Linked DNA regions of Homo sapiens: region 2 is linked to region 1. A link is an interaction called in ENCODE POLR2A ChIA-PET data of the cell type or tissue named here. Cell type or tissue: A673. All regions are shown on one strand. Links, peaks and the distances in the headings refer to the core of each region. The heading gives the core; the rest is flanking DNA.

What was found. Peaks named below come from ENCODE experiments on the same cell type or tissue, not always from the same donor. Only the 100,000 strongest peaks of a DNase experiment are listed, where the experiment ranks them.
Region 2: POLR2A ChIA-PET joins it to region 1 with 6 read pairs; 2 of 35 experiments call an interaction of 5 or more read pairs at or near these places.

Annotation. Positions count from the first base shown.
Region 1 is chr11:73,781,100-73,784,235 of GRCh38, forward strand. No RefSeq gene overlaps it. Among named protein-coding and RNA genes, the nearest start is that of MRPL48, 5.2 kb to the right of the region's middle. In A673, for the core only: no CTCF peak of the experiment used is centred there; no DNase peak of the experiment used is centred there; H3K27ac peaks cover 280 bases.
Region 2 is chr11:73,453,304-73,456,439 of GRCh38, forward strand. All of the region lies in intron 2 of FAM168A (family with sequence similarity 168 member A), which reads right to left. Among named protein-coding and RNA genes, the nearest start is that of RELT, 78 kb to the left of the region's middle. RefSeq lists an enhancer at 1,863-2,362. In A673, for the core only: no CTCF peak of the experiment used is centred there; no DNase peak of the experiment used is centred there.

The sequences.
Region 1 (3,136 bases), core at 388-2,887:
ATTAATTTCCATAGGCCTATATGGCAGAGCATATAGAATAGTCCTTCTTAAGGCCAGAAGAGTTTTTTATTCCAAAACAGCATTATCAACTCAGAGTGACTTGTTTTAAATGAAGAATTGAGTTATTTTGGTGGTAAGGAGCAGGTTACCTCAAGTGGTTTAGGGTAAAAGTTTGTTGCGCATTTCATCATAAAAATAGGCATGTTGGAGAGCCCTGAGATGCTAAGCAGCCCAGTTTCAGGAAGAGTTGGGATTCAAAAAGAGGGGGCTTCGGATTCAAGAAAGGGGTAGGGACCACAACAAAGTTGGAAGGTCTGGTTTCCTTGCAGCCAGACTTAATGGATAATGTATTCATTTGAACCGAGTCTCAGTTTCATCATCTGTAAAATGGAAATAACCATGTAATTGTTCTCTAACTAGACCGTTAACAATGTACGGCAGAACAATGAAATCTAAGACCATTATAGGACCCGTGACCGGCTGGGTGGTGTTGATTTTTGCTGTTGTTGTTTTTACTTTTCTGTATTTTCCAAATGTTTTATAGTTAATTATGCCTCCCTACTTTTTTTTTTCCTTTTAATTACATTTATTTTAATGCTGAATTTACTCCCGTGCCATAAGTTTTGGCCCCCACGCTGCACCGGCGTCATCCGCCATTTGGTGTTTTCTCAGAAAAGAAGCAACCTCCCTACTTTTTTGAAGAAAAGGCTCTCAAGGGCTAAAATAAGAGTTGCTAATCATGACAATCATCTCTACTTTGATCAAAAACTTAGAGTCAAAGTTCTTAGTATTCTTCAGCAAGCCCAATGTTCATCCACAAATTATTTCTGATACCTACAATGTGTAGATGCTAAAAATATGTTGAGAGAAACACAGAGTGGGATCAGACAAGGATCAGAACATCAAGGAGCACTGTCTGGTGGTTTGAAAAAACACATCTTCAAACAACTATAAAACAAATTAAAAAGTATATAAAGGAGGTATAGGAAAATGTGTTGAACAGTTATCAGTGTGGTATATGCAATGCACATGTGAATAGGAATGGCTGAATGGTAAACTGGAGACAGATCATGAAAGCTAAAATGCCAGGTTAAGGAGCGTATTGTTAAATTGGAGGGCTGTAAGTAGCTATTGAAGGGTTTTTAAACTTTTATTATTATTGGCCTGGCACGGTGGCTCACACCTGTAATCCCAGCACTTTTGGAGGCTGAGACGGGCAGATCATGAGGTCAGGAGATCGAGACCATCCTGGCTAACACGGTGAAACCCCGCCTCTACTAAAAATACAAAAAATTAGCCGGGCATGGTGGTGGGCGCCTGTAGTCCCAGCTACTCGGGAGGCTGAGGCAGGAGAATGGCATGAACACAGGAGGCAGAGCTTGCAGTGAGCCGAGATCATGCCACTGCACTCCAGCTTGGGGGACAGAGCGAGACTCCGTCTCAAAAAAAAAAAAAGCAACTTTTATTATTATTACTATTTTTTGAGACAGAGTTTCGCTTTTATTGCCCAGGCTGGAATGCAATGGTGTGATCTCGGCTCACTGCAACATCCACCTCCTGGGTTCAAGTGATTCTCTTGCCTCAGCCTCCTGAGCAGCTGGGATTACAGGCGCCCACCACCAAGCCCGGCTAACTTTTTTTTAGTAGAGACGGGGTTTCACCATGTTAGCCACACTGGTCTCAAACTCCTGACCTCAGGTGATGTACCAGCCTCAGTCTCCCAAAGTGCTGGGATTACAGGCGTGAGCCACCACCACACCTGGCCTATTATTATTATTAATTTTTTTTTTTGAGGATTCTTGCTCTGTTGCCCAGGCTGGGTGCAGTGGCACAATCAAGGCTCACTGCAACCTCCGCCTCCCAGGTTCAAGCAATTCTCCTGCCTCAGCATCCTGAGTAGCTGGGATTACAGGCACATGCCACAATGCCCAGCTAATTTTTTTGTATTTTTAGTAAAGATGGGGTTTCACCATGTTGGACAGGCTGGTCTTGAACTCCTGACCTCAAGTGATCCGCCCACCTCAGCCTCCCAAAGTGCTGGGATTACAGGCGCGAGCCATTGCTCCTGGCATATTATTATTATTATTTTGAGATAAAGTCTCCCCCTGTCACCAAGGTTGGAGTGCAGTGGCACAATCACAACTCAACTGCAGCCTCAACCTCCCAGACTCAAGTGATCCTCTCACCCTCAGGCTCCCAAATAGCTGGGAAAATACGTATGCACCACCACACCCAGCTAATTTTTATTTTTATATTTTGGTAGAGACAGGATTTTGCCATGTTGCTCTGGATGGTCTCAAACTCCTGGGCTGAAGCAGTCCTTCTGCCTTGGTCTCCCAAAGTGCTGGGATGATAGGCATGAGCCATTGTGTCTGGCCTACATTTATTATTTCTTAATTTTTTTGAAGACAAAGTCTCGCTTTGTCGCCAGGCTAGAGTACAGTAGTGTGATCATAGCTCACTGTAACCACAAAACCCTGGGCCCAAGGGGTCCTCCTGCTTGGCCTCCCAAAGTGTTGGGAGTACCCCAGCGTAAGTACCTCTGCACCCGGCTGTATTGAAGGTTTTTTGTTTGTTTGTTTTGCTTTTTAGATCATGATCTCCATGAAATATGCTTCAAGAAAGCTGTTTTTGGAAATAAACTGGCATAGGAATGAGACTAAAGACTGGCAGACCAATTAGTTACGCCAGCACAATAGTTCAGATGGGAGATAATAAAAATGGACCTTGGCTAGTACATGTGGAGGTAAAGAGGAGGGGCATTCAAATGAAGAGACAGAGCAGATAGTTGGAGATGAAGGTCAGAAGTGCCTATCTCATTAGGTCAAGGAGTTATTACTATCCTCTAAATAATGTGTTTCAAAAACTATCTCCACATTTTTATTTTGTAAAATTTGCACTTGTGTCTCCTAACCCCAGGCTGCCAGGCAGGATAATTACACTAGAGGCTATGAGTGGTTTGCTAGAGTGGAATTAGGGTTTTTCTGTTTCTGTTTTCCAGTACCTGTGTGATATTTGGGCCTTGGACAGCAGCAACACAAAGACCTTTTCCATAAGAAAAGGGTTTGGTTTTGTTTTGTTTTGTAGAGATGTGGGTCTCATTATAGCCCAGGCTGGTCTCAAACTTCTGGGCTCA
Region 2 (3,136 bases), core at 384-2,883, 330 kb before region 1:
CCATTTTTTTCCCAAGCTCTGGACCTATCTGGTTCCTGACCAGAATCTCTGTGATTCCATGGGAAGTAGAACTCTGGGAAGCTGGCCAATTCTGACCCTAAATGCCAAGGAGTTCTCTTCGAAAAAGAGATCAGCACTAGTAAAGTTACTAATCTCAACAGCCTCCTGGGGACCCAGCCCGCAAGCAGTTAACCCTCAAGATAAGAAAAGTCAGTACAATGATCAATGCGGCTCTACCCATGACTAGATCTGTCACATTTAAAAGGTTCTTCCAGATCAATTATCTCCTTAAAGTCTCACGAATAAGTGACAGATAGGGTAGATACTATTATTCCTACCTTTATAGGAGAGGAAACTGAGGCCATTGGAAGTAAAGGAACTTATTAAAGTTTTTAGAGGCAGAGCCAGGAGTCAGACTCGGGTCTTCAGACTTCAAGAACAGGCTCTCCCCACTACATTACGCAACAGAAACCATTCCAATGAGAATCTATGCAGCACAGCCAAAAGCTCTTCCAGTCCTGTGTCAACATCCCACTGATTTTCAGCTGTATTCGAGGCCACAAAAATTATATCACCATTGATTAAGGACCATACATAACTAATAGAAAGCTAAATTAAATTGCATGAGCTTAATTAGCAGGGAAAGGGAAGTCACTCACTGGTGGTAGCTATGGCTATACCTGACCTTTCATAGGATACTTATGGACAGGCTGGCTTTCATGGTCTATTGAGCTTGCCCAAGAATGTCAGAAGCTCCAGAGAAAGAAGCCCTGGACTGTCACTGTAGGAGAGGGCGCTGAGTAAGGGTACTGAGCTCACCTCATCTTAATCTGTTTCTGAACCCTTCATTAACACCAGGGATTCCAAGAAGGAACACAGAAAAATTGCATTTACAAGAAAATGCAAAAGAAATAGACTAAGGGAAGGAGTCAGCCAGCTGATTTATAATAAAAGAGATCTAACAAAAATTTAAAGATTAATACCCAGATTGTTAGAGCTAACGGAAACTACTAAACAACTCACATAAGCCCCTCATAGCCTAGATGGGAAAGTGAAGGCAAGGGAAATGGGTGGAACTTGTCAAGTGTCTCCTAGTTGTTAGTAGCAGAATCAGAATTACAACTTAGTAACTCCTCTCCTCTCATGCTTCAAGATTCACGCTTGCCTTCTCAGAAGGCTTTCCTGACACCAACCTCTTGATAGGGATAGGGGGCAGAGAAATTCTTAGCAGAAAAGAGCAGGCCCCTGGCGAAACCCCACCCTCAAGCCAAAAAGCCTGAAACCGCGGCCCAAAGTGAGAACTTATATCTCTGTTTTCCTGCTCAAATGTTGCCTTTTCCTAAACCACCCATGGTCCCACCCCATCCTGTGCCTATAAAAACTCCAGATTCAGCTGGTAGACGGGACTATGGCTGGACATTGGAGAGAAGTGGCTTGACTTCAGAGGTACAGCTTGACAGCAAAACTTCGAAGAATCTGGCTGGAGACAGCTGGACTTCAGGGGAAGATTACCTACCCAACCCGTCCCCTTTTCAGCCCCTCTTCCCACTGAGAGCCACTTTCATCGGCAATAAAATCTCCTGCATTTACCACCCTTCAATTCGTTTAGGCTACCTCATTTTTCCTGGATGCCAGACAAGAGCTTGGGAGCCACGAGTGTGGATACAAAAAGGCTGGCACACTGGCCCTTTGCACTCGCTGGTGGAAGGCAGCCTCACACAAAAAGGCAAAGAGCCCACTGGGCTGTTAACACTTAAGCTGTTCATGGACAGCAGAGCTAAAAGAGCACTGTAACACGCCCTCTGGGGCTTCAGTAGTCACAGGCACCCCCACCTGGACACTGCCTTGGGGCCCGCACAGAGTTCACTGATGCCAGAGCCCAAAAGTGGCCGGCTGGATCCTGTACTCACTTGCCTACTGCTCCCTTCCACAAAGGGTTGAGCATGGCGAGCTGAGTAAGCAGAGTTTGTTCCTGCCAGCGCCCAAAAGCACTTGCTCTAGTTCCTGCACTGGTTCGCTCACACGCTCTGTCCCACAAGGGGTAGACAAGGGTGGACTGAGTAAATGAGGCACCCCTGTCGCAAGTCCAGCAAAGGGGTCAAGAAAATATCCTGATTCGCTCTGACAGTGTTGTGGCCCTCCTCTATATACACCATGCTTCCACAGCAATTTGTACATTTATTTATTATGTTAGGCTTTTGGAATACAGTGGCACATCCCTCTGAGATAGTATTTGTCTCAGTGTATTCTGTCTTCTTATACTTCTGTTTTTCCATTTCTTACAGATCTGTGCTGGTTAAGATGGAGAGTCTATGGAGGTACCATAAACAAAGAACACACAATCACTGTGTGTATGAGTCTTTATAAAACTGGTAATCTTGCAATTTAAAGAACAGAGTATATAACAAAATTGGAAGGTCAGAATTCATCCAGTCCAGTCATTTAGGCCCCCTCCTATGGCAGTAGAATCCTTCTCACCTGGATGCCTAATCTATAAAATAGGCAGGAGCAGATCTCTACTGGAGGGGAAGAGAGCACCTATGTGGCTTACTGCTTTCTCTTTTAACAGCTCCTAGGCATCCTGAGGTGCAATCTCCCAATTTTCTGAATAAGGAAACAGCTAAAATAAAGGAACTTTTTACTTCTAGGCTCTCCCTTCATTCAGCATGAACAAAGAAAAAAGTAGGGCCTTTAGAGCCAGGCAAACTGTAAGGGAATCTTCTATGACCTTGGAAAAGTCATTTGACCTCTCTGCATCAGTTTTTTAACTGATCAATTTTTTAACATCTATCTTCTAGGGATGTCATGAGGATTAAATGAAATAAAATATATAAAGCATGGATGCTTCAAAGATTGGCTTACCATAGAAAAGATGTGATCACCAGCACCCCTGGAGGGTGGCAAGGCAGGTTTAAAATACCTTGATGCAAAACCTTAAATAAAATCTCTCCAGACATAAGCAGCCACCTAAATGTTAATTCAAAACTCTCAGCATGGTAATGAGTAAAGATTTTTCCCCCTACCAGGGCAGAAGACAGGTAAGAAAGTGAGCTATAGGACAATTTTCCACCATTTTATAGAAATTTACCAATGACTGAATATACTGCTATGTCTTGAGCTAATTGTGAGAACCCAT